7 separate regions of the Homo sapiens genome follow, and all the other regions are linked to region 2. The links are chromatin contacts, found by Hi-C or POLR2A ChIA-PET in ENCODE. All regions are on one chromosome and are shown on one strand. The core of a region is the stretch at or near the end of the contact, and the rest is flanking DNA. Distances in the headings are between cores, read along the strand shown.

Region 1 (3,239 bases), core at 143-2,642, 2.9 Mb before region 2:
TCGCCTGCGCAGCAAAGGGAGCCTCCGGGGGGCGCCCGAGACCTTGGTGTCGCTCGGGGGCCGCTGGTAGCCGCGCCCGCTGCCCCTCGCCCGGTGACTCAGCCGGTACCTCTGGCGGGGCCATGGGGGCCAGAGGACAGCGCGGGGGGCGGCGAGCGCGGTTGCTAAGCTCTCCAAGGCCTCGGAGGGACAGGATCTGGGCGCACCTCACCGGTTGCCATGGTAACGCAGCGCCCCAGCCCCTCGCGCTCCGCGGTGGAGGGAGGCGCAGCCAATCGGAAGCGGCGGAGTTCTCGGGGACCCCCCCCCCCCCCGCTCCACGCCGTGTGTGGGCGGGGGTCAGGAGGTGCGGGGCGGAGGCGGAGCGTGGGCCGCGGAGATCCGGCGTTCGCAGGAGGCTTGGTGCGCGGCGGGGCTGCACGGGGCCACTTCCGGAGTAGTACTGCGAGCAGCGGCGCGACAGTGCGGGGTCCCCTTTCTCCCAGAAGAGACGTCACCCACACAAACCTGACCTTCACGTGGGGCGCGGGACCTTGCGGGGTCCCAGCCGCAGGCGCCCCTGTTGTTTCCTTCGGGCGGGTGGGTTGGAGAAGAAGTCCACGCGGGATTCTTCAAAACGGCGTACAGGGGGATTCTAGGGCCCCATGGTTACTTCTTTGGACCCCCCGGAGGCGCTGTCCAGCCACTTCCAGTCGCCCTGATGACTCGTCGTGGGTTCCTTTAGGAGACCCGAAAGTTCAGGGCGGGCTGTGTGGGTAACACCTCTGCCCAGGTTCCCGGAGGGCCCTACGTGGCTGCCCCTGGAGTATCCCAGAGCGCTAGGGCTGCGGGAAGGGGCGGGTGTGCTTCTGGAAACATGAGCGCCTGTTAGTATCAGTGCCTGGATAGGGCTGGGGACAAATCAGTTTATGCCGCGCACACCGAATCCATGCGCCTGAGTGAGGGTGGGTGTGTTGGGGAGTGCGTCCAAGTGGACAGTGCCGTACAGTAATGTCTACGGGGAGTTCCAGGAGAGCTCGGCTACTCCTGCGCAGGATAACCTCTCCCCCACCACCCGAGTCCCGTGCTCGCGGGCAGGACTTTTCCGAACTGGGGCTGTGTGCCTAGAAATACGTACATGGGAGCGCTCAGCTCAAAGCCCCAGGGTTTCTGGGACTCGCGTGTCCGGGGTCGGGGTCCCAGGTGGGTACAGGTGGGAGGGCGAACCTGCGGGTAGGGTGGGCCCCTCCCCGCGGGCTCAGCATCTGTGCGCCTCCAGCTCAGGTGCGCGGGAGGAAGGCAGCGGCCTGCCGCGCAGAGCCCTGCGCGCCCGCGAGGTGGCGCCATAGCCGCAGCAGCGCCCGCCGGCCCGGGCCGCTCCAGATAAGAGTGTGCGGAAAGCGCGGCGGGGCTGAGACGCGACCAGGACGCGGGGAGGACGGACCAGCAGGACAGACCGACCGGGGGCCCGGCGGGCGGAGGGCAGCGCAGCCACGTCCCCCCTGGATCCGCCGTCAGCCGGGCCCGGGGCTTTCGACATGCCCCCCAGGTGGGTCCTCGAGCCGGGGACCGGGAGGGACGGGGGACCCGGGACAGCCCGGTCCTCGTGCGTCGGCCGCCTCGGGTGCATCTTCTGGCGCGGGTGCCCCATCGCGGCTGGCGGCTGGCGTTCAGGGCTCCGGGTGTCGTCCCTTTCGGACTCAGGACCACCGGGCCGCGGCTCCGCGCCGGGTTCACGGCGGGGTCAGCGGCCCGGGGCCGGCTCTGCCCGCACATGGGCTGGAGAGGCGAGGGGAAGGGAAGGGAAGGGGAGCTGGCGGGCGGGGCTGGCAGGGGCGCTGCCCTGGCACAGCTCGGGGCCTGGCAGCGGCGGGTGGGGCATCGGCTAAGAGCTGCCACCGCCGCGGGGAGGGGAGCCCGGCCCGCCGGGACCGCAGGTAACGGGCCGCGGGGCCCCGCGGGCCAGGAGGGGAACGGGGTCGGGCGGGCGAGCAGCGGGCAGGGGAGCTCAGGGCTCGGCTCCGGGCTCTGCCGCCGGATTTGGGGGCCGCGAGGAAGAGCTGCGAGCCGAGGGCCTGGGGCCGGCGCACTCCTCCCGCCCTGTCTGCAGTTGGAAAACTTTTCCCCAAGTTTGGGGCGGCGGAGTTCCGGGGGAGAAGGGGCCGGGGGAGCCGCGGAGGGAGGCGCCGGGCCCGCGCGTGTAGGGCCCAGGCCGAGGCCGGGACGCGGGTGGGGCGCAGGCCCGGGTCAGGGCCGCAGCCGGCTGTGCGCCGTGCCCGCCCGGGGCGCTGCCCCCTCCCTCCCCTGGGAGCTGCGTGGCTCCCCCCTCCCCCCCACCTGCTTCCTGCCTCAGCCTCCTGCCCCGATATAACGCCCTCCCCGCGCCGGGCCCGGCCTTCGCGCTCTGCCCGCCACGGCAGCCGCTGCCTCCGCTCCCCGCGCGGCCGCCGCCCGGGCCCCGACCGAGGGTTGACAGCCCCCGGCCAGGGCGGCGCCAGGGCGGGCACCGCGCTCCCCTCCTCCGTATCACTTCCCCCAACTGGGGCAACTTCTCCCGAGGCGGGAGGCGCTGGTTCCTCGGCTCCCTTTCTCCCTACTTGGGTAAAGTTCTCCGCCCTGAATGACTTTTCCTGAAGCGGACATTTTACTTAAATCGGGTAACTGTCTCCAAAAGGGTCACTGCGCCTGAACAGTTTTCTTCTCGGAAGCCCCAGCACCCAGCCAGGTGCCCTGGGGCGTGCAGGCCGCCCTGGCCTCCCCTCCACCGGCGGCCGCTCACCTCCTGCTCCTTCTCCTGGTCCGGGCGGGCCGGCCTGGGCTCCCACTCCAGAGGGCAGCCGGTCCTTCGCCGGTGCCCAGGCCGCAGGGCTGATGCCCCCGCTCAGCTGAGGGAAGGGGAAGTGGAGGGGAGAAGTGCCGGGCTGGGGCCAGGCGGCCAGGGCGCCGCACGGCTCTCACCCGGCCGGTGTGTGTCCCCGCAGGAGAGTGTGCTGGGCAGACGATGCTGGACACGATGGAGGCGCCCGGCCACTCCAGGCAGCTGCTGCTGCAGCTCAACAACCAGCGCACCAAGGGCTTCTTGTGCGACGTGATCATCGTGGTGCAGAACGCCCTCTTCCGCGCGCACAAGAACGTGCTGGCGGCCAGCAGCGCCTACCTCAAGTCCCTGGTGGTGCATGACAACCTGCTCAACCTGGACCATGACATGGTGAGCCCGGCCGTGTTCCGCCTGGTGCTGGACTTCATCTACACCGGCCGCC
Region 2 (3,611 bases), core at 21-2,520:
GCTGTTAGGGCCCGGACGCCTGGGTCTCCAAGTAACCTAGAGTTTAGCTCCAGGTATCTCTGCTCTGAGATGAGGAAGCAGACCCCTGGGGGCTTTCCGGGAAAGTTGGAAAACTTTTGAAGGTGGACAGGGGCCAGACCCGGCAGGCCAGCTCTCGGGTCTAGGTACCCCGGGAACCTTTCCCCCCTCCCCCTTTCACCCCAAGCCCCCACATCCGGTCCCCTCCCGCCCGGAAACCCCCTTCCCCCCCCTTTTGAACTTCCGCTCCCCCTCCCCACTTCCGGGCAGTGTGGACAGGGAGATGGTGGTGGGAGCAGCGGTAGTAAACCAATATACTTTCGCTTATGCTGTCTCAGAACTTCTCACAAAGTTCCCCTGCTCCAGGCCCCGCCGGATGGCGGGAAGGGAGGGCGAGGGGACTTCCGGGATTGGCCTCGCAGGAATGTTGAATCCAACGTGCTGAGCTGGGGGGGCGTGTGGTGGCCTCGCCCTCTCTAACGGAGTTAGGAGGGGCCAGAAGCCCACAGAGGGTGGGCAAGGGACCAAGACCACGCGCCTGGGGCTCCCTTCCGCACCAGGAGAAACAATGGTAGAGGGACGCGGGCTGGCAGCCGGACGGGGAGCTGGGGGTCCAAGGATCCCCGGGTCCCCTCTCAATCCCAATCCCCAGTAAAAACTGAGGCGCGTCCCCGCCCCGCCCTGGGAGAGGCGGAAGTGGGCCGCCGCACCGGGCGCCGCGCCCCTCCCCGCCCTGTGCCCCGGATGTAACGCCCCGTCGCGGAAAGCGGGGTAGCGGGCGGGATGGGCGCCGCCGCCTGGGGCATAGGACCTACGGGCAACTGAGGGACCCACTCACGTGCAGCCGCCATTCGCGCCGCTTCCAGGGCAAGCACCCAGTCAGGGCCTCTCGCTGCGCGCCCTAGACCGCGCCCGCCCCCACCCAAGTCCCTCCCTCAGGGTCCAAACCGGAGCAGTGCCCCGGACCGCGCAGGCCTCGCAGTACCGTGATGTTGACGAACGTTTTCCCGGGGACGGCGGCCCAGACGGAGGGCGAGTCCTTGTAGCCCACGATGGCCGCGTCCTGACAGGTCCCGTCCGCCATGAGGTTGTCGATGTAGGCGTTCCACCCGGCCATGGCGCTGCTACTGGGGCTGCTCTCGGCGCTGCTGCTGGGGCCGCGGACTGGGCTCGAGCTGCCTCGGCTGGCGGGCGGGGGGAGGCGGAGAGCTCGGGGCACGCGCTGCCGTCCGGACCGCGGCTCCGCTCGCTGTGCAGCAGCCCTCGCACCGCCACTTCCTGCTCCTCCCCCCCCCCGCCCCGCTAGATTTTTATTTGCAAAGGACGGTAGGGGCGGGGCCTACTCCCCATTCCCTCCCTCCCCCACTCGCCAGCCCAGACACCGAACTTTGCAAATGCAATTTTAAAAATCCCTCCCCCTATTGCAAAATTTGCAGAGTTCGATGGAAAGCAATGCAGAAGGATGGGGGGTGGCGGGAGAGAGGTGAAGGGTAGGGTTTGCTCCAATTTGCACTGAATATAAACCAGACTTTGGTATCGGGGCAGGGAGTGAGCCAGAAGAAGGAAGGAAGGAGAAAGCAGGAGGAATTAGCAAGCTGCAAATTTAGCAAATTAAGGAGAGTTCGGGGAGCCCAGGGTTAAACGGGATGACTCCTCCTTCCCCCACCTCCGCCGAAGGGAAGGACCGGCGGGCGGCGGCGCGTGTGCCCGCGCCTGCGCCTGCGCCGGGGCCGGGAGTGCATGGGGCGGTCGGGGCCGGAGCCGGCTGCACGGGAGCGCGCCCGGCCCGACCCGTGTGGACCCTGCGGGAAAGGAAGGCGGGCTGGGGACGTGTCTCCCGCCTGGCGGAAGGGGCGGGGGCGAAGCCGTGCGCGCTGCCGCCTCACCACCCTTGATTTTACTTATTCAAGTAATAAGAAAGCAAAGAAGAGTTTGGCCAAATCCTCTAGTCGCTCTCATAGCTGAAGGCACCCACCGGGGCCACTTCTGTCCCCAGCGTCTTCTCGGGTCGTGCAGGTTGGGTTCACCAGGGCCCATTCTCAGTCTAGAGGATTGTCCCTTCTCTGGATCGGCTCTAGCCCAGGGCCTCACCCCACATCCCAGCCCCGCCCGCCCCAGGCAGGCAATGTCTGGATCACCGGCCGTGCCCCTTGGCCTGTGTCTGCAGAGGTCACAGAGCGCGGACACCCGCGGGGCTTAACAGGCGGGGCTATTTTTCGAGGCGGAAGAATACTCAAGTTGCAAGAGTGGCAACTTTTTCAAGAAGGGGAAAGTCCCACTTCGGGCCCTTTGGGTTTCTTCGCAGTCAGATGTGCGCTCACAGCCACCTGGGGAGGGCGGGACGGGCGGGACGGCCGTGCGGCGGCCGCGGTGAAACCGCCTCCTCCGACCCGCCGCCGAGGGCTGGGCGGCTTCCGGAGCCTGGGCTAGGGGCAAGGGGTCACCGAGCGCGGCCCGGGCGGAAAGGGGGTTGGTTTTCTCTCTCCTCCCGAGCGCGGCGCGCATCCCTGGCGTCCACGCCGAATCCCACAGTCCCCGACGCCCCTCGAGTCCGTGTTCCTCGACAGCCGCGCGGCTGAGTCACTGGCGGGCTCGGGCGGGGCCGCACCCGGGCACGTGGCGGCGCTCCCCGCCCGCCATCTCCTGACCCCTGGCCCACCGCACCCCTACCCCAGGGTGGAAAAATCCCGGGAGGAGCGGCCTGAGATGAGGGGGCGGGGCGAGAGGGGAGACTGGACGGGTGGCGGGGCAGGTGGCCTGGGGTGGGGGCTGGGAGGCCGCGCGGGCCGGCGGGGCGGGGAGCAGGGGTGGGGAGAGGGCGGCGGGGGTGAGTCACCGGGCGCGCGCTGCCCCGGCGCCGACGGGAAGGGCCTCCGAGTCGGGCCGAGGCGCCGTGTGTCCCCCGCCGGTCGGCTGGTATGGCTGCAGAGGAGCTCGGGGCAGACCCCGCACTGGCCCCAGAGCCGGCAAAGTGGAGATCTCTACCGAGGGCAGAGACCTACCTCCCCGCAGTGCTACAAGTGGGGCGCCGGAAGAGCCCCAGGCGTGCAGAAGCTCACAAAAGGCCACCCGTCCTCGGTCCATTCATTTTTGTTCACTGTTGATTCAGCCCCATTCATTGATGGGCTGGGGCCGTGCGCTGAGCGCCCACAGTCGATGGGGAAAGGGGCTCTGACCGACAGTCCCCACGCCGGGCGACAAGTGCTGTCCCAGCGTTATCAGTCGGGCGCCTTGCCAGCCGAAAGGGCCTGTCTAAATTCGTTTCCTGTCCCCTAACTCATCCCGGCGCTGGCTGGCCTGGAGAGGGTAGGATGGGGCGGCGCCGAGAATGGCCGTTATGAGGACCCTAAGAGGTGAGACCCTCTCGCCTTCTGGGGTGGGGGGTCCCGTCCTTTCCCCCACTGAGGACAGAGGCCCGCCCAGCGATCTGAGCATGTGTGGACGTCAATCTTGCAGCCCCTCTTCCAGGCCCCCTCCCCAGCCTTGCAGGGCTCAGGTTACCCCTGGCCTTTCCTAAAGGTCACTCATTCCTCTTGACGTTTGCAAAAGGGGAATGTAATCCTGGGGTGGGGGGAGACCCCTCATCTGTAGCC
Region 3 (3,111 bases), core at 333-2,832, 2.9 Mb after region 2:
TGAATGGGACAACAATCTCGTGCCCTCGTTTTATGGTGCAGCTTCTCTAGTATTTCTGGGGCTGGGGGGCGGGGCTGGAGGGGAAGGAGTGTCCACGCATCAATAAAGATTTAACGAACTGAACGCGCTCTGCGAACAGAGGCGTGGCACAAGTACTATCACCCCTGCCCTGTGCCGAGGAACAGGAAACATGTGCCAGGGCTACAAATGAGCAGAGAGGAGCATCCTTGAGCCCCCTGGCCTTATCGCTTTTGTCCGTTCTTCCTGGCCAGACCTCAGAGATCTGTTCCTGACCCCAGGCACCTCCCCCTCAATAGAGTGGAGGGGCCCAGCCTCGGCCGCCTGCCGCTGCTCCCCTTGGGGACCTGAGCCCGTTCTCTGACCCCAGCTTAGAGGAACTCGGTGTTGCCAGGCCGGGGTGGGAAACAATGGGCCTTCCGGAGCAGGATGACACCCCCTCCCGCCACAATTCTGGAGCAGCAGCCGTGGGAGGGAAGATGCAGGGGCCCACCCTGGGGCCTGTTGGTCCGTCATTCAGCCCTGCCCCCCATCTCTACCCCTGAACTTGAGAGAACCTTTGGCACCCCTGGACATCTTGGTTGGGAGAGGAGGGTTGAGGGTGCTCCCGACTTCAGATGAGCCCTTTCCTCTAGGGATGGGGTGTGCTATCCTGCACCGGCATCCCAGCTACACACAGACACAGGCCCATTCGGTCATAAGTTTAATGAAGTCTGAAAGGTAAGCGCCATCGTGGTCAGAGATACGGAGGCCCGGTCAGACTCTCCCTCTGCACCTCAATGGAAACGATGTGGTGTCCGGGTACCATGGCCAGGCCCAGCACACGGGGCTCCCCGGCAGAGAAGGAATCTGGAAAGAAGGATCAGAGCATCAGGAAAGTAGGCCAGAATCAGTCCCGCCCCTCTGAGCCACGAAAACGAGCCCCAGAAAACAAGGGTTGCAGCCAGGCCCTTAAGGGGAAATGCCTTGCGTAAGGTTCCGCCACATTACCAGGCGGGTGTGCATTCCCCGGGCACTGACCCGACGGCTTGAGGAACTCCTGCGCCGAGCCCAGGATGACATTGCAGTCACGGTCAGTGCAGAGGAAGCAGCCGACCAGTGTCCGTCCATCTGTCATGCGAATGCGCATAGTCTTGTTGAGCAGCGCCTCTAGCTGCTGTCGGGCGCGCTCAGCCGCCGAGTCCTCGCGCTCTCCGTCCGAATCCTGCGCGGGGTGTAACAAGCGCTCAGACCGCGCAGCCCAGGCTGCCCGCCCGCGGAACCACAGCTCCCGGCAGCCCGCGGGGCACTCACACAAAGCCCAGAGGCTGCCGGGAGCTGCAGTTCCCCACCCCCTCCATCTTGCTGCTTGACTGCCCCTCAGTCCCAGAACCAGAGCCCGTGCTAACCCCAGCACTGGAGCTGCTCTGACGCCGACTGCAACAGCCATTCTCTTCTCGTAGCAGCATGGTCGGTCCAGCTCCGGCCATTTGCCCGGAGGCCTCCTCTGGGCCTTTCAACTTCCTAAGCACCTTTCAGGTTGGGTGGTCCGAGATCTCGCGAGCGCTCCCGACCTCTTTCCTTTCGCGAGATCCCCTCTCCTCCCCCTCCTAGTCTCCTCGGCAACGGCACAGATCTCGCGAGCTTCTCCTACTTCTCTAGCGCTGTGGCTCACTGAAGCGTACTACGCCGGATGTCTTAAGATATCGCGAGACCTTTACCTCTGGTTTCTTACACATCCTTTAGAAACTGGAATTTAGCGAGAATACATTCTTTCATACTGCCTCCTCCCTTGTTTTTCTGTCTCAGAGAGATAGTCTGTCCTAAATATCCCATGTAGCCCAGGCCACTGAATTAAAACGGAGCGTATTCGTTCTCTGCCCCACCCCGCAACTCCTGAAAGCGGCGCAACTCAATTACTTGATCCTTATATGCCCCACGCGGGACTCATACTACGTTTCCCGTGAACACGTGCAGTCCAAACCCCGCCCCTGATATTTATCTCAGTGGACGGTGGCCGGAAAAGGACAATGGTTTCCATGTCAGCGGATAAACGCTCTCCCCTCGGCTCCCGGACGCGACGGAGGTCGTAGTAGTAGTGAGTACGTGCTGAGGAGCAAAGGAGTAACCAAGAGATCCAGTGACCGACAGAGCAAGAGCCATGCCGCGCCGGGGCCTGGTGGCTGGGCCAGACTTGGAGTATTTTCAGCGTCGCTATTTCACGCCGGCGGAGGTGGCCCAACATAACAGGCCCGAAGACCTCTGGGTATCTTACCTGGGACGCGTGTACGACCTAACGTCATTGGCACAGGAATACAAGGGTAAGGGCCACACGTTGGGCCGGGGCCGGAGTGTGTGTGTGTGCACGCGCGCGTTTGCCTGGTTCTCGAAGGGCTGGCATTGACAGTGGCTGTGCTGCTCTTTTCAAGGGAACCTGCTGCTGAAACCCATCGTGGAAGTTGCAGGCCAGGATATCAGCCACTGGTTTGATCCAAAGACCAGAGACGTGAGTTATGCTGGAACCTGGGATTGTGGGTAGAGGAAATGGAGAGCGGGGATGGGAAGGAAAGGCGGAGGCTAGCCAGAGCCTAATGGCTGCTCTGACACCCTCGCCCCAAACCCTCCTTTAAAGATCCGCAAGCACATAGATCCGCTGACCGGCTGCCTGAGGTACTGCACCCCGCGGGGCCGCTTTGTGCACGTTCCGCCTCAGCTGCCCTGTTCGGACTGGGCCAACGATTTTGGGAAGCCCTGGTGGCAGGGGTCGTATTATGAGGTGGGGCGGCTGTCTGCCAAGACCCGGAGCATCCGCATCATTAACACGCTCACGTCGCAGGAGCACACACTGGAGGTGAGAACTGGTGACAAGGAGCAGGTTAGAAGGAATGGGGAATCCCAGCAAATCTCCAGGCCGATCTTCAGGGCAACATTTTTTCCATAACCGGTGGGAGTGTATTTTCTGTCCTTTACATTGAGGCAACTGAGGAAAGCACAGCACCTAGGTCCCCAGGGTTGGGAATTCTAGGAGTGTCTGGGTCACAGGGGGACAAGAGACTCCTTTATAAGCCTGGGAACAGCAGTTCATGTATCTTAGTGATGGTGGTCCTTCGAAGC
Region 4 (3,503 bases), core at 23-2,522, 2.9 Mb after region 2:
CTTGGGGCTCTGAGCAAAAGAGGGTACTGGAAATAATTGGACGAAAAGGGAGGAGAGAGGGAGCAGGTCAGGGGCGCTGGCAATTGAAGTCTAGCTTCTCCCAGACCTGCTCCCATTTCTCCCCAGGATGGTGTCTGGGTCCGGGGCCTGTACCTGGAAGGTGCTGGCTGGGACCGGAAGAACTCCTGCTTGGTGGAGGCAGAGCCCATGCAGCTTGTCTGCCTCATGCCCACGATCCACTTCCGGCCTGCAGAGAGCCGCAAGAAGAGCGCCAAGGGTGGGACAGCTCCCCAGGCAGGACCTGCCTGCCCCGTCCCTAGTTTGGAACTTAACCCATTCTCTGCTCCAGCCCATCCCACACCCGCTCCTGCCCTGCTCCTGCCCTGCTCTCCCGGAGGCTCCAGGGGTCTGACTTCTCCTCTCCTTTCCCCCAGGCATGTACTCCTGCCCCTGCTATTACTATCCCAACCGGGCAGGCAGCTCAGACCGAGCCTCCTTTGTCATCGGCATTGACCTGCGGTCTGGGGCCATGACACCTGATCATTGGATCAAGAGGGGCACTGCTCTACTCATGAGCCTGGACAGCTGAGACCTCCTCCTCTTCTCCGCTTGAGAGAGAGGGTCAGGGACTCCAGGAGCTAAGACAGATGTTGCACCTAGGACTGAGGCCGGACCTCACTCAGACTTTGACCTTGGCCGAATTTGTGTGATGTGGCCCTGGAGATACCTAGTTGTGTTAGCCATAAAAGTGAAAGAGTTGTATTGGAGCTCAGTGCTGTAAAACACCCGCGACAACAAGCCTTAAGTCTCTCAATGCAATGGTGAGGGTCTGGGGAGGGAGGAAGCCCAGGCCTCACGGAGGACAGAGCTACTGCGGAGCTGCTACTGGACGGGGAAAGAAGCGAGGGAGGTGGGGCGGCCTGGAGCGGAACGGAGGCGTGGCCCTGAACGAATGGGCAGGGCGGAGCCGCCTGAAGAGGCTGTGGCTTAAGTCTCCGGGCAGGACTTCAGTGGGTGGGGCGGGGCTTACCTTAGAAGGGCGCGTGATCCAAATGAGTAGGGATTTGTCAGGCAGGGATCAGGGCTGAACCCCGTACACTGCACCCTGAGGCCCGCACCCTGAAGCCCGCACCCCGCACCCGGCATCCTAGCCGGCACCCGCCCTGAGGCGAGCGGGACCGGCAGAAGACGGGGCGGAGCCGGAGAGGGGGACTAGAGCGCGAGGAGGGGCGGGACCACAAGGGGGCGGGGCTGGGGAGCGGGGGTGCGGGTGTTTGTGTTGGAAAATCCAACTGCGCCACTGGGCGGAGCGGCCCCCCCAGCCCCGGCCTGGGAGAAGGGGGGGCCGCTCGACCCCCTGGGATACCTTGGGGAGCCTGAACACCTGGGACCCCCCCCAGAACCAGGTAACGGGGAGCCGCGAGGACGTCTGTAAAGAGGGAAACCCTCTCCTTGCAGCAGGGCAGGACGCCTGAGTCTCTGGAGGGGTAGAGCTGGGGATGGACGTTTGGGTCTTGGGAAGGGCACTGGGAAGAAGACTGGGGCGGAGGTCATGGGTCCCCTAGAAGAGAGAACGGCGGGGAAGGAGGAAGAACTGGGAGGCAGATGTCTCAGGTTCCAAATGTCCAGAGGGGCCTGAAAGGACTCCCCGTTCCCCTTGGGCTGGGATTCCCCTTCCCGACTCCAGGGCGGGGCGGGGCGGGGCGCGGCGGTCCTTACTGAAGGGCAGGACTAAAGGGCAGAGTTTGCAGACAGGTCAATGCCATGGCCCAGTAAGGTCAGATGTGGTCAGACTTGGGTGTGTCCCGGTCCCAGGACTACTTTAAGTCTCCCTCCAGTTCTCTGCACGGGTGAGGTGTAGAAGCCTCAGCCTGACCTTCCCACCAGCGGCCCCGAGAGCTTCCCAGCGGTAGCCTTCGCCTTCTTCCCACCACCCCCCTGCGCCTCCCTTTCACTCCGTCTCGCCCCGCTAGCCTCCTCATCCCTAGTCCTTCTCCCACTCCGCCGTTCCCGAACCCTAGCGCGCCCCGCACGGCTTCTCGGTGCGGAGCCTTCCCAACGTAGCCACAAGATGGCGAGGGCGAGACGCACCCAGGGCAGGTGGGGGATGTGACCGTGAAAGTAGCTGAAGCCCCCCGCCCCGGTCCGAGGGAAAGGTAGGCTGAGGCCCCCACTTGACTTCCTGTGATCTGGGCCCCCTCACAGGAAATTGTGGGCAGGAGGTCGCAGCGCAGAAGACGGGGAGGGGGCTGGGGACTCAATCTCCGCCTCTCCCGGCTGGGGTAAATAGTGGGGAGGGGGGCACGCGGGGTGGTTGCTAAGCGACGTAGATTCGCTTCCTGTTTGCTGCAGCTTATGTTGTGACACTGGTGGGGGTTAGAGACAGCGGAGGGCCTGAAGACTGTGGGGAAGGCCGAGGGCAGGACGCCTGGTTCCCGGGACAGGAAGAGCCCTGGGAGGAAGGCGGGGAGGTAGCGAGCTGCGCCGCGACCGAAGGGGACTCGGTGGTTGTCCGGAGGGGGTTAGGGACCGAGGCGCAGCGTTGACCTCGGCTCCCCTTCCCTCCCCTGGGTTGCTTGTCCTGTTGCCAGAGTAACTGGAGGGCGAGACTTGGGAGCCGGATTCCCGAACTCTCCCGTCCGCCCAATCCGCTCCAGCGGTCGGCCCTGACGTCAGGGCCCTGGCAGCCAATGGGGAAGGGGGATGATAGCGACAGGAAAGGGAGAGGGGAGGGGCAGCGGCGGAGGCTGGGAGGCAGCAGCTGCCTGGGACCCGCACGTGCACTCCCACACGCTCGCGCCCACCCCCCGCCCTGCGCCGCACGCGCCCGAGCACCCCCTTGCGCCTGCGCGGCGAGCCGGGCGCCCCCCTCCCCTCGTGGAGTCTGTGTAAAGCCGCCTGAGGCTGCGCTCTTCAGCCCCTGGGGACCCACACGTCTCGGTCGGTCTGCACCGTTTCGCCGGTCGCGACCATAATGCCCAGCCTGGCTCGGGAGGGCCGACTACCTGTTCCCCACCTCCCCCCAGCTGGCGCCCCACACTCCCAGGTGGGCTGGGCGGAGCTGTGGTTTCCGGCCCCATCTGCTCGGCCGCTGCCTTCCCGGGCTCTGGCTTAAGTTGCTTTCCCAAGAGAAAGCGAGCGGGTACCAGCGCCCCTTCCCAAGGCTTCTCCCGCCCGGGCCCAGCTGCTGTTGGTGGCGGAGGAGGGCACTGCGGGGAAGCCCCGGACGGCCCAGGTGATTCTTCTGGGCCATCACGCCCCTTCTTCGCGTGAATTCCTGCTCTTTGATGTGCACCAAAACCCTTCCCATTCCTAACGTTTCCTCCTCGTTCGCCCCGGCGTTCTTTGCACCTCCCTCGGCTCCTTTCGGGCTGTCTGTCCCTGTCTCCACTCGTCCTTCTTCGCTTCTCCCGGTTATATAACTCTTCCTCTCGCCGTGTCCTGGTTTCAACTCCACAGACTCCGCCCTGGAACAGCGCGGGGAGGGGCGGGAGAGTTGGGGA
Region 5 (3,538 bases), core at 1,019-3,518, 2.4 Mb after region 2:
CCACCACTAGGGATGCCACCCTCAACCCCCCTTCTCGACTTCTCCATGCAGAATTCTCTTCTGGCCTGTGAGTTTCTCCTCCAGAACGGGGCGAACGTGAACCAAGCGGACAGTGCGGGCCGGGGCCCGCTGCACCACGCAACCATTCTTGGCCACACGGGGTAGGGATGATGGCATGGGGAGGAAGGCTGGGAGAAGTTGGGCGGCCGGCTGACCCTGGCTCTTCTCTCCAGGCTCGCCTGCCTGTTCCTGAAACGGGGAGCTGATCTGGGGGCTCGAGACTCTGAAGGCAGGGACCCTCTGACCATCGCCATGGAAACAGCCAACGCTGACATCGTCACCCTGTAAGAATGCCTGAAGGGGCGGGGCTGGCGCTGGGACTCCCCCCACCCCCGCCCACCCACGTTCGGGCGGGCGGGCGGGGCTGACGCCGAAACAGAAGCCTGTGCTGTGGGGCCTCGGAAAGGGGCTGGGCCAGCGCCGGGGCCAGGCTCGAGAAAGGCTGCGCGAAGTGTGCACTGGGACGTGGAGTAGAAGGCAGGCGGGAGGGCGGGCAGGGTGCAAGGATGCTTGGCCCACCCTGAGAGGCGTAATTCGCCCATCAACATTGCTGTCAGGCATCTTTTTAGCACTAGACGTGACCCCGGGGGTGGGGGCAGATGAACGGAACGCAACCCAGCTCAAAGGATGGGAAGTTGTGGGGGAGGTGAGGATAGTCTTTTTTTTTTTTTTTGAGACGGAGTCTCACTCTGTCGCCCAGGCTAGAGTGCAGGGGCGCGATCTCGGCTCACTGCAACCCCCGCCTCCCGGGTTCAAGCGATTCTCCTGTCTCAGCCTCCCCTGAGTAGCTGGGACTACAGGCGTGCGCCACCACCCCCGGCTAATTTTTTGTATTTTTAGTAGAGACGGGGTTTCACCATGTTGGCCAGGACGGTCTCGATCTCCTGACCTCGTGATCCGCCTGCCTCGGCCTCCCAAAGTGTTGGGATTACAGGCGTGAGCCACCGCGCCCGGCCAAAGATAGTGTCGTTCATTTCTTAATTCCCTCCTCTTCAGGCTACGACTGGCAAAGATGAGGGAGGCTGAAGCGGCCCAGGGGCAGGCAGGTAAAGAATACACCCACCCCACCCCCCAGGCCCAACACCTGAACTCTGGGCTTCTGGTCCACGGTGACCTCTCTCCCTAGTGCCCAGCTGCATTCATTCCGTTATTTAACAAATGCGTATTGGGCGCATGCGACGTGCCAGGCCCTGGCAAGGCATAGGTGCTGGCGCAGTGCCCGCGGCGCGCACGTTCCCACCCAGGCTCGGAGCGCGAGGTCCCCAGGTGGGCCCCAACCGCCGGATCCTGCCCTTCTGCACTGGGGCCCAGCCGCCTCCCGGCCTTTCCTCCCTCCCCCAGGAGATGAGACGTATCTTGACATCTTCCGCGACTTCTCCCTCATGGCGTCAGACGACCCGGAGAAGCTGAGCCGTCGCAGTCATGACCTCCACACGCTGTGACCCGAGGCCCACGGGGCCCGCGCCTGCCTCCCTTCCCCGCCACCGGGCCCTCTGCCATTAAAGCCTCCGTGCTTCGCTCTTCCCTTCTGGTTCACTTCTTGGGCGCCACCTTCGGGCCCGTAGGGTGTTGGGCGCTGCGGCTCCCGAGGTGCGGGGAGCAGCTGGGGGTTTGCGAGCTCCAGTCCAGCAAGGTGCGACTCCGGGGAGCGAGGCGGCAGCTTCGGCCGCGGCCTGAGCGCAGGGCGCTGCGGGGCGGGGGCTCTCGGGCTGGGGCGACGTGGCCAGCCCAGTCCTGCCGAGGGGTGGGGCTGGCCCTGGGGCTCGCTGGCCCCGCGCCGCCGCGGAGAGAGCGCGCCCGGGCCACCCCGGCTGGAAGGCATCCCCGGAATGCGGCGGCTCAGCACCCGCCCCCTCGGGAATTCCCCGGGGGAGCCGCTGGGAGGGACTCGGCTCCCGGGCTGGGCCGGCCGGGCCTCGGGCTCTGAGCGGTGGGATTAGAGGCTCCAGCCCCGCCGACTTGCAGACGTGAGATCGGGCACACCTGAGCGGCGGCGGGGCGGTCGTGGCCACATCCGGGGCGACGTGCCTGAGTCACCCCGTCCCGCCAGCGTCTGCCAGTCCAGCCAGTCCGCCCAGTCTCTCGCGTCCGAGACTCGCCTCCAGCCTCCCACCTCCGCCCGGGCCGCGCGAGCCTCGCGGGGGCGGGGGCGGGGCGCCAAGGGGCGGGGCTGTCTCTTAAAGGGCCCCGGGCCGCTGCCCTTAGGCCACTTCCTGGGGGCGGAGAGGACCTCAGCGGCTGCGGCGACACCCAGGGAAGGCGGCGCGGCCGGGTCCCGAAACTCCTGGCTGTTTCCATCAGAGCCCTCGGACACTCCCAGCCCGGGCTGAGCACGCATCGTCGCTCCCCGGCGGATACAAGGGGGCTCCGCCATCCGCTCCCGTCAGTTCGGCCTCCATCTCCTGGGACCCGCGCCGGCAGCCAGGCCAGGCCTCTGAGTGGCCCCAGAGCCCTGGCTGGACTCGTCCACGGCGGCAGCGATCTGCCCGGGGTCTCGGAGGCCATCCCTTCAGAGTCGGCCCTGTGCTCGCCACCGTCACCTGCTGGTTGGATTCCGGAAACCCACTGTCTGAAGACCACAGAGGGGTGTCGCTGACCACCCCAAATCGGATACGTCCAGACCTCAAGCTCCCTTCCCCTCTCTGGCTGCCCTCTGCTCTTTTCATCTCTTCTCTCAACCTTTTGGGGATTTCTGTGTCCTGACACCACCTCCCCATCCACCACCAAAGTAGCCGGGGTGAGCCCCAAACCTTACTGGGTGTGCTCCACCTGTGCCTCCAACCCAGCGAATCTGACAGCTTCGACCCAATTCTGCACACACCCAGGAAGTTCTGCCTTTTCTTTTCTTTCGGTGTCTCCTGTACTTCCCAAAATTTCTCCTCCTCCTGTGCCCTCTTCGCCCCCCTCCTTTGGGGGCCCCGTGACCCTGAATGTGGGGGGCACACTATATTCCACCACTTTGGAGACCCTGACCCGCTTCCCAGACTCTATGCTGGGGGCCATGTTTAGGGCCGGCACCCCCATGCCCCCCAACCTCAATTCCCAAGGAGGCGGCCACTACTTCATCGACCGGGATGGCAAGGCCTTCCGGCACATCCTCAATTTCCTGAGGCTGGGCCGCCTGGACCTGCCCCGTGGGTACGGAGAGACAGCGCTGCTCAGGGCAGAGGCTGACTTCTACCAGATCCGGCCCCTCCTGGACGCGCTGCGGGAACTGGAGGCCTCTCAGGGGACCCCTGCACCCACAGCTGCCCTGCTCCACGCAGATGTAGATGTCAGCCCCCGCCTGGTGCACTTCTCTGCTCGCCGGGGACCCCATCACTATGAGCTGAGCTCCGTCCAGGTGGACACCTTCCGAGCCAACCTTTTCTGCACCGACTCTGAGTGTCTAGGTGCTTTGCGGGCCCGATTTGGTGTGGCCAGTGGGGATAGGGCAGAGGGGAGCCCACATTTTCATCTGGAGTGGGCCCCCCGCCCC
Region 6 (3,444 bases), core at 222-2,721, 2.5 Mb after region 2:
CTGTGGCACCTTCTGACATCGTGGGGGCAGGGGTTGTGCTGGGCAGCATTGCCATCATCACAGCCTGGAACCTCAGCTGTGAGAGGGAAGGGAAGGTGGAGGAGTGAGATAGAACTTGGGAGCCCGGGGGTTGGGAGGGACAGGGATAAATAGAGGCAAAGACTGAAGACAAACATGGGAGGAGAAGTGACTGGAAAAGAACTGGTGTGGGAGAGGGATACCTCTCAGAGTCAAGGGTGACTTGGGGACTTGGTGGAGAGGGACTACCTGGAAGACCTGGGGCCAGCCTGGGACCAAGGGATGTGGAGACCAGGCTGGGTCCTGGAATCAGGGCATAACTAAGGGGTAAAGTCTGAGGAGCAGATCCAAACGGCTGAGGCAGGGAGGCCGTGGGCCACGGGGAGGACTTCACTCAGCAGCAAAGAGAAGAGCATTGGGGCTGGAGTGTTCCGGCAAAGACAGAGCCAGCAGCTGCGGTGGGGGAGGGGAGCGTGCCTCCCCACCCCTCCCCTCACGGCAAAGGTTTCCTTTCCTCGTGCTTGTGCCCCCCCCTTGGGGTGGTGACGTGACATTGACATCAAACAAGGATTACTCTGAATGTGGCTTGCAGTGGTGTCGTCTCTGCTTTGGAGGGAGAGTGGAAAGTCCTACGACCGTTCTCATTGGAGAACCCCTTGGGATCCCCGCCCCCCATTTTATTCCTGAAATATTCTACAAAGTGGAGGATTTCCTAATGTTCAGATGCCTTGACCCCAAATCCCCCAGGACTTTCGTGGCCCGCCCCATGGCTAATCTGCTTTTCTCGGATTGTCGCGGTCCCGTGATCTCTCCCGGACAGTGGCCACCCTCCTTCCAGAGCAGGCCTCCCAGCTGAAGTCTCTTCGAGAGGCTCAGGCCATGGATCTAGGATCATGGCTCGGTACAGCGCGGCATTACAGGCCAGGAGATGCCCACCCGTCTCCGGGGGCCGTTTGACAAACATCGGCTACTTCCGGACAAGCCACTGGTCCTGCCATCTTGGTTTGTTCATGCATATTCAGCAAGAGAACTGCATATTCATGAGCAACCGCCCTTCCCCGGGAGGACCCGCCCCGCCCCGCCGCCATTACCGATTCGCAGAGCAGACCATTTTCCAGCTGGGGGGGGCTACGAATGAGAGGCTTTTGCTGAAGATGAAACCGTTGTCCAAACTAGAATGAAAGCGGCCCAATTTTACCCTCGAGTCTTCAAACCTTAAGCCTCAGTGCAAAAGGGAGCAGCGAGGAGAGGCGGTGGGATTAAAGAAAAAAATTCTTCTCTCCCTGTCACTTCAAAAGGTCGCCCAACCAGCGAGCGGGGGGTTTACCCACGACTCTGGCTCGCACCCCTTGCGGGCCTGCGCAGGCGGCCCCGTAGCGCAAGGGAGGGCGGGAAAGGAAGGGGCGGGGACGCGAGGGCGAATCTATAAGAAGCGTCGTTCAGCGAGTTCGCTGCTCAGAAGCGCCGAGAGCGCGGCCGGGACGGTTGGAGAAGAAGGCGGCTCCCGGAAGGGGGAGAGACAAACTGCCGTAACCTCTGCCGTTCAGGAACCCGGTTACTTATTTATTCGTTACCCTTTTTCTTCTTCCTCCCCCAAAAACCTTTTCCTTTTCCCTTCTTTTTTTTTCCTTTTTGGGAGCTGAAAAATTTCCGGTAAGGGAAAGAAGGGCTCCTTTCGCTCCTTATTTCCCCGCCTCCTTCCCTCCCCCACCTTCCCCTCCTCCGGCTTTTTCCTCCCAACTCGGGGAGGTCCTTCCCGGTGGCCGCCCTGACGAGGTCTGAGCACCTAGGCGGAGGCGGCGCAGGCTTTTTGTAGTGAGGTTTGCGCCTGCGCAGCGCGCCTGCCTCCGCCATGCACGGGGGTGGCCCCCCCTCGGGGGACAGCGCATGCCCGCTGCGCACCATCAAGAGAGTCCAGTTCGGAGTCCTGAGTCCGGATGAACTGGTAAGCGGCTCTGTCCTCCCCTTCCCCCCTCCTCCCCTGGCGGGCGGGGCCGGACGGGGGCTGCGGAAACTTGGCGCTTTCTCGCTGCTTATGGGTGACGGGCCAGGAGCATGGCTCAGCAGCGCCAAGGCCGTGTAGGCGCCAGTCTCGGGCCTCCCAGAGTTATATTTTGCAAAGAGTTGAGCAGGCGTAGCGCTTTGTCCGAGATGGGGGGCTGGCTGGAGGGTGAGAAGGAGGGAGAGAAGGATGACTGATTTCACACTCCAGAGTTACCGACGTTAAAGGCGATCCGACGAATCCTAGGGAGTCTTTACAAGTTTGGTTAAGAAGCCAAACCCGGGTAGCTTCCTCCTCTTCTGTAATACAAATGTTAACTGAGCACCTGCTCTGTTGAAGACACAGGAGACTCGGGTTACAGAGGTGAACACGACAGACCAGGACCCTACCTTCAAGAGCACTGTCTGTGGGAAAGGGCAAGCAGTAAACATGAATACAATGAATGAATGAGATAATTCAGTTAATGGCATTTGTCTCGAATAGAGTGAAAAGGGGTAATCCCATGGAGAGTCACTGAGCTGGGGCTACTTTATTTTTTTATTTTTATTTTATTTTATTTTTTGAGACGGAGTCTTGCTCTGTCGCCCAGGCTGGAGTGCAATGGCACGATCTCGGCTCACTGCAATCTCCGCCTCCCGGGTTCAAGCGATTCTCCTGCCTTAGCCTCCTGAGTAGCTGGGATTACAGGCATGCGCCACCATGCCCCGCTAATTTTTGTATTTTTAGTAGAGGAGGGGTTTTGCCATGTTGGCCAGGCTGGTCTCGAACGCCTGCCCTGAGGTGATTCTCCCCCGTCTTTTTTTTTTTTTTTTTTTTTTTGAGACGGAGTTTCGCTCTTATTCCCCAGGCCAGAGTGCAATGGCTGAACTCCTGACTTCAGGTGATCCACCCGCCTCGGCCTCTCAAAGTGCTGGGATTACAGGCGTGAGCTACCGCGCCCGTCGAGGTGGGGCTACTTTAGATGGGATGGCGTCAGGGTCTGGGAAGGCCTATCTTAGAAGACATTACCCAAATGATGAGAGGCAGCCAGTCGTCGAAGCCATAGTTTGGATGGCGAGAGCTTTTCCGGCAGAGGAAATAGCAAGTGCAAAGGGCCTGAGGGAGAAATGAACTTGGGCTTGTCCTACAGGGTGAAAGGCGGCCGGTGTGGCTGAGGTTTAGTGGATGAGAGAAGAGTGTTACAGAAATAGGCTGGAGAAGCATGGGATATTGTATATTATGGTAAGGAGTCAGGACTTAATTCCATTTTCAGTAGGTAGTCGTTGACAATTATAAACAGAGTGACAGCACATTTGAAAAAACTACTGCTGTAGTTGCTCTATGAAGAACTGATGCGAGAGGAGGAGAGACCAGAGAGAGGAGGGCAGCCCTAGGGGAGAGCTATTGGTGACTTGGACTTTTTCCCTTGTGGCGCTAAGTAGAGG
Region 7 (3,532 bases), core at 584-3,083, 2.6 Mb after region 2:
CCCCCCCCCAGCAGGAGAGCAGCAAAATTTATGCAAATCTTTGACGGGGTTTTCCTTGTCCTGCCAGGATTAAAAGCCATGAGTTTCTTGTCACATGCCTTTCTATGCCTTCCATGGCTGGGTCTCAGGGAGCCGGAAGCAGCTGCTGAGGAGGGATGAAAATGTCAGTGTGTGACGATGCCTCATGGGTTCACCCCCCAAAGCCTGGCACAGCTGGTGTTGGGTCTGCCGTGCCTCCCTTCCTTCCTCCTCTTGGGGCCACTGGCTGCTCCAGTTCCCCATCCGTGGCAAGCCGGTAGAGCCATTCATCCCCGCAGCCTTCTTCCTGACCCTCGTACAGTTTCAAATGCAGCAGACAGCCAAAGCAATGAGTGGGGGGCTGTGGAACTTCATTCCCAAAGGCAGCGCCAGTGGCTCCTGAGCAATGAGAATGTCCTGTCCTGTCCACCATATTCAAGGCCAGCAGAAGAGCCCGATTAAACCCTCGCAGCACCTGGCATGCTCCTATCCCACCTACAAGGGGTTGAATCAAGAAGGAGCAGTGGGTACTCTGACCTCCACTGGGGGCTCCTGGGAACAGCATGCCCCCCACACGGGGCCACCTGCCAAGCCTAACTTCATGCCCCCAGTACTTGAGATGAGGAGTGTCACTCTCAGGACAGCCAAGGTCCAGATTCCAGAAAGGACCTCCCAGATGGCCACAGCCTGCACCAGCAGTGAGCGCCAGTCCCACCCATTACAGCTGGCTACGGCGCAATCCCTGGGAGCCAGGATGAGCAGCACCCCCCAGCCGTAGGAGCCCCAGGAGGCTTCCGGCCTCCAAGGCCCAGAGACTGCCCCACAAGGGCAGCCCTCACCTGGCAGGGCCCCAGCAGCCCCACCTCTGCCTGCAGACATCCGTGTGACCTTGTAGACTTTGGAGGGGGGCCGCCAAAGGGCTGATCCACAGCGGAATGACGCACGGGTGGGCACCGTGGGTTGGCGTCCCGGCGGTCGGTAACGAAGCACAACGCCCCCACCAGGTAGTCCAAGGTGCCCTTTCCCAAGCAGCGCTGCAGGGTCCACTCGGCCTCGCCGAAGTCTCTGCCCAGCACGTGGTGCGCCCTCGGGCCAGCGGGGAGGGGGCGAATCCCGGGACTGCCTCGCCAGGCCTCGGCTCCCCGGAGACTCTTGGGGGTCTGGGCCCCAAGGGTGATTCAGGTGCTGCCCTTCCCCGACCTGGGCTCGCCTCCCCCACCTCCTCCTCTGCTTCACTGTCCCGGGCCCAGCAGTTGCCGGCGCACTCATGCTCCGAGGCCTGAGCCAACCGGAGGCGAGACAAGCACAGGGCCCTGCGCGCAACCCGGCACCTAAGGAGGCCTGCCCGGTGCAGACTCTCCTGCTCCCACCGGCGCCCTTCCCTCTAGAGACGCTGAGAGAACGGGAGCTAGTAGCGCCCCCACCCAACGCCACCTCGGAGACTCCGGCTCCTTCTCTCTCAACTTCGAACAATACAAAGTGTGCTAGGAGAAGACAAGATGGCGCCCAGCAGGAGGAGCGGAGAAAGGCAGGGGTGTAAATCTGGCTTCCAAACTGGAAGCGTCAACAAAGGCGTGGGAGGTCTAACCGCGCAGGCGTGCAGCTTCGGCAAGCTTTACAATTCCAACAGCGCGTCCAAAACGTGGTCCCTGACTGAGACTTATTTTACGCCACTAGAGTGAGGGTGGGTAGCGTCAGAAAGAGCGGGGCACGGGGCGGGCCAGCTTCGCCGCGGGAAAAGAACGGGAGGCGGAGTGTCCGCAGCGCGCACGCGCAACGAAAGTCAATGGCGGTCTGGAGAGACTGGCGGAAGCTAGCTTTGCAATATGGCGGCCGAGGCGGACGGACCGCTTAAACGGCTGCTCGTGCCGATTCTTTTACCTGAGAAATGCTACGACCAACTTTTCGTTCAGTGGGACTTGCTTCACGGTGAGTTTTATTCAGCATCCGATCCAAGTCCTACTCGAGTGACCGTGGGCCCTTAGTCCAAGCCTTGATCGGCGACTAAGTGACGGCAGTGACTGCCGCCATGCCGAGCTGGACGGAAGTCACTTCTGAGAAGGGCGGAAGTGTCTCGGGCTCCTTAGAGGGAGGACACCATATTAGTGCCAGTGGGGAAGTCACCGGGTGGAATTACTTCTTTGTGGAGTTTGTGCTGTAGCGACAATGAAAAACGAAGAGTCAACTTTTATAAAACAAAATAAAAATTAAGTCAAATCATGCCAACCTTTATTAGATCGCTAGCAGGGTTAAACTTAATTCAAAGCCCCTGATGAATCGGGCCTTCATTGCACCCCCAAAGGCTCCGCCACCCTGATTGCTTTCTTTCCAGCCTCCAGGTTTGCTCATAGTCTGATTTCGGAATAATTTGCCTCCCTTCCTTTTTCTGATTGCGAGACAGCTCCACAAGGGTCACCGTCAGACCGTTTGGGGAGCGTCAGTCTGCCCCTGTCAGTTCATGGTACCTCTCTTGAGCTCGTGGGGCACTTTGTTTTAGCCGCATTCATGACCCGTGAGAGTCAGACTCCCACTAGACCAAGTTCCTTGAGGGGAAGGCTTCAAGGCTAGAGAAGTTGTGGATGGCCAGGGCATAAAAGCAAGCCTTGAAAGGGTAAGGTTTAGTCCCTGAGTAGGGGCCAGGGACAGTCAGAGTGTTCAAGAAAGAGTGGTATGGGGCGGGCACGGTGGCTCACGCCTGTAATCCCAGCACTTTGGGAGGCCGAAGCGGGTGGATCACCTGAGGTCAGGCGTTCGAGACCAGCCTGGCCAATAGGGCGAAACCCCGCCTCTACTAAAAATACAAAAAATTAGCCGGGCGTTGTGGCAGGCGCCTGTAATCCCAGCTACTCGGGAGGCTGAGGCAGGAGAATCGCTTAAACCCGGGAGACAGAGGTTACAGTGAGCCAAGATCGTGCCATTGCACTCCAGCCTGGGCAACAAGAGTGAAACTCCGTCTCAAAATTAAAATAAGAAAAAAAAAATGGTATGAAGACTTGTCTTTGGAGAGAGAAGACATGTGAAATGGGGCACCCATTGGCCCAGAGAAGGGAAATAAAGGATCAGAGAGCTCTTGGGCATTTCTCAGCTTTATATGGGGAAGCAATGGAGAGCCGTGGAGGTCAAGCCAAGTTTGGGTGTTAATTTATAGGGAATGGAAGATTGGATGTGGGGGGTGGTAGGCATCGGAGAAAAGCTGTTTTGGAAAGTAACAGTCTGGGGCCCGGTGCGGTAGCTCGAGCTTATAATCCCAGCACTTTAAGGAGGCTGAGGCAGGTGGATCATCTGAGGTCAGGAGTTCGAGACCAGCCTGGCCAACATGGTGAAACCCTGTCTCTACTAAAAACACAAAAATTAACCGGGCATGGTGGTGTGTGCCTGTAATTCTAGCTACTTGGGAGGCTGAGACAAGAGAATTGCTTGAACCCAAGAGGCAGAGGCTGCAGTGGGCTGAGATTGGGCCACTGCACTCCAGCCTGGGTGACAGAGCAAGACTCTGTCTCCAAAAAAAAAAAAA

What was found. Hi-C counts contacts between places; a loop is a spot of excess contacts on that map. ChIA-PET counts read pairs that join two places held with the same protein, here RNA polymerase II (POLR2A). Pooled maps may share reads with other maps.
Region 1: a map of CD8-positive, alpha-beta T cell shows a loop between it and region 2 (7-fold over the local background). The contact joins the promoter of HIC1 here to the promoter of PFN1 in region 2. A Hi-C loop is called at or near these places in 2 of 168 maps with a recorded cell type or tissue (CD8-positive, alpha-beta T cell and naive thymus-derived CD4-positive, alpha-beta T cell) and 8 of 50 pooled maps.
Region 3: a loop to region 2 is called in a pooled map, with 6 times the contacts of the local background. The contact joins the promoter of NAA38 here to the promoter of PFN1 in region 2. A Hi-C loop is called at or near these places in 3 of 168 maps with a recorded cell type or tissue (CD8-positive, alpha-beta T cell, ascending aorta and chondrocyte), 5 of 37 single-sample maps with no recorded cell type and 14 of 50 pooled maps.
Region 4: a loop to region 2 is called in a pooled map, with 5 times the contacts of the local background. The contact joins the promoter of KDM6B here to the promoter of PFN1 in region 2. A Hi-C loop is called at or near these places in 3 of 168 maps with a recorded cell type or tissue (CD8-positive, alpha-beta T cell, ascending aorta and chondrocyte), 6 of 37 single-sample maps with no recorded cell type and 14 of 50 pooled maps.
Region 5: a map of posterior vena cava shows a loop between it and region 2 (16-fold over the local background). The contact joins the promoter of KCTD11 here to the promoter of PFN1 in region 2. A Hi-C loop is called at or near these places in 1 of 168 maps with a recorded cell type or tissue (posterior vena cava) and 1 of 50 pooled maps. POLR2A ChIA-PET finds 5 or more read pairs at or near these places in 1 of 52 experiments (OCI-LY7).
Region 6: a loop to region 2 is called in a pooled map, with 21 times the contacts of the local background. The contact joins the promoter of POLR2A here to the promoter of PFN1 in region 2. A Hi-C loop is called at or near these places in 1 of 37 single-sample maps with no recorded cell type and 10 of 50 pooled maps. POLR2A ChIA-PET finds 5 or more read pairs at or near these places in 1 of 52 experiments (activated CD4-positive, alpha-beta T cell).
Region 7: a loop to region 2 is called in a pooled map, with 10 times the contacts of the local background. The contact joins the promoter of MPDU1 here to the promoter of PFN1 in region 2. A Hi-C loop is called at or near these places in 2 of 37 single-sample maps with no recorded cell type and 11 of 50 pooled maps. POLR2A ChIA-PET finds 5 or more read pairs at or near these places in 1 of 52 experiments (activated T-cell).

What each region holds. Positions count from the first base shown.
Region 1 is chr17:2,053,711-2,056,949 of GRCh38, forward strand. It overlaps HIC1 (HIC ZBTB transcriptional repressor 1), which reads left to right and starts at 1,393. Exons shown (of 2, transcript NM_006497.4): 1 at 1,393-1,528; 2 at 2,961-3,239. The coding sequence starts at 2,981. RefSeq lists silencers at 1-426, 1,177-1,676, 1,817-1,866, 1,907-2,316, 2,367-2,486 and 2 more.
Region 2 is chr17:4,947,260-4,950,870 of GRCh38, forward strand. It overlaps PFN1 (profilin 1), which reads right to left and starts at 1,271. Exons shown (of 3, transcript NM_005022.4): 1 at 1,004-1,271. The coding sequence starts at 1,135. It also overlaps a transcript of ENO3 not described here. RefSeq lists silencers at 541-770, 801-870, 1,141-1,480, 1,611-1,860, 2,321-2,730 and 1 more and an enhancer at 2,061-2,230.
Region 3 is chr17:7,855,977-7,859,087 of GRCh38, forward strand. It overlaps NAA38 (N-alpha-acetyltransferase 38, NatC auxiliary subunit), which reads right to left and starts at 1,583. Exons shown (of 3, transcript NM_001320925.4): 1 at 1,407-1,583; 2 at 1,039-1,222; 3 at 709-867. The coding sequence starts at 1,487. The coding sequence ends at 755. CYB5D1 (cytochrome b5 domain containing 1) reads left to right here and starts at 2,027. Exons shown (of 4, transcript NM_144607.6): 1 at 2,027-2,318; 2 at 2,427-2,503; 3 at 2,630-2,848. The coding sequence starts at 2,159. TMEM88 (transmembrane protein 88) reads left to right here. Exons shown (of 2, transcript NM_203411.2): 2 at 1-123. RefSeq lists enhancers at 9-546, 668-747, 1,280-2,142, 1,398-1,767, 1,495-1,789 and 2 more.
Region 4 is chr17:7,832,945-7,836,447 of GRCh38, forward strand. It overlaps KDM6B (lysine demethylase 6B), which reads left to right and starts at 1,273. Exons shown (of 24, transcript NM_001348716.2): 1 at 1,273-1,406. It overlaps DNAH2 (dynein axonemal heavy chain 2), which reads left to right. Exons shown (of 86, transcript NM_020877.5): 85 at 127-277; 86 at 435-798. The coding sequence ends at 589. It overlaps LOC124904106 (translation initiation factor IF-2), which reads right to left. Exons shown (of 4, transcript XM_047437265.1): 4 at 2,464-3,503. The coding sequence ends at 2,673. RefSeq lists enhancers at 365-976, 1,607-2,106 and silencers at 1,245-1,404, 2,655-3,074, 3,095-3,154.
Region 5 is chr17:7,349,894-7,353,431 of GRCh38, forward strand. KCTD11 (potassium channel tetramerization domain containing 11) reads left to right here and starts at 2,269. Exons shown (of 1, transcript NM_001363642.1): 1 at 2,269-3,538. The coding sequence starts at 2,933. It overlaps ACAP1 (ArfGAP with coiled-coil, ankyrin repeat and PH domains 1), which reads left to right. Exons shown (of 22, transcript NM_014716.4): 19 at 52-161; 20 at 234-344; 21 at 1,057-1,106; 22 at 1,402-1,584. The coding sequence ends at 1,502. RefSeq lists an enhancer at 1-67 and silencers at 318-457, 1,338-1,397, 1,468-1,527, 1,578-2,347.
Region 6 is chr17:7,482,895-7,486,338 of GRCh38, forward strand. POLR2A (RNA polymerase II subunit A) reads left to right here and starts at 1,472. Exons shown (of 30, transcript NM_000937.5): 1 at 1,472-1,963. The coding sequence starts at 1,871. SLC35G6 (solute carrier family 35 member G6) reads left to right here. Exons shown (of 2, transcript NM_001102614.2): 2 at 1-602. The coding sequence ends at 107. It also overlaps a transcript of ZBTB4 not described here. RefSeq lists enhancers at 411-680, 684-1,678, 771-820, 911-980, 1,679-2,672 and a silencer at 1,791-2,110.
Region 7 is chr17:7,582,019-7,585,550 of GRCh38, forward strand. MPDU1 (mannose-P-dolichol utilization defect 1) reads left to right here and starts at 1,834. Exons shown (of 7, transcript NM_004870.4): 1 at 1,834-1,947. The coding sequence starts at 1,845. MPDU1-AS1 (MPDU1 antisense RNA 1) reads right to left here and starts at 2,074. Exons shown (of 2, transcript NR_136402.2): 1 at 1,900-2,074; 2 at 1-145. CD68 (CD68 molecule) reads left to right here. Exons shown (of 6, transcript NM_001251.3): 6 at 1-93. RefSeq lists enhancers at 658-1,531, 1,483-1,532, 1,532-2,406, 1,643-2,172, 2,407-3,279.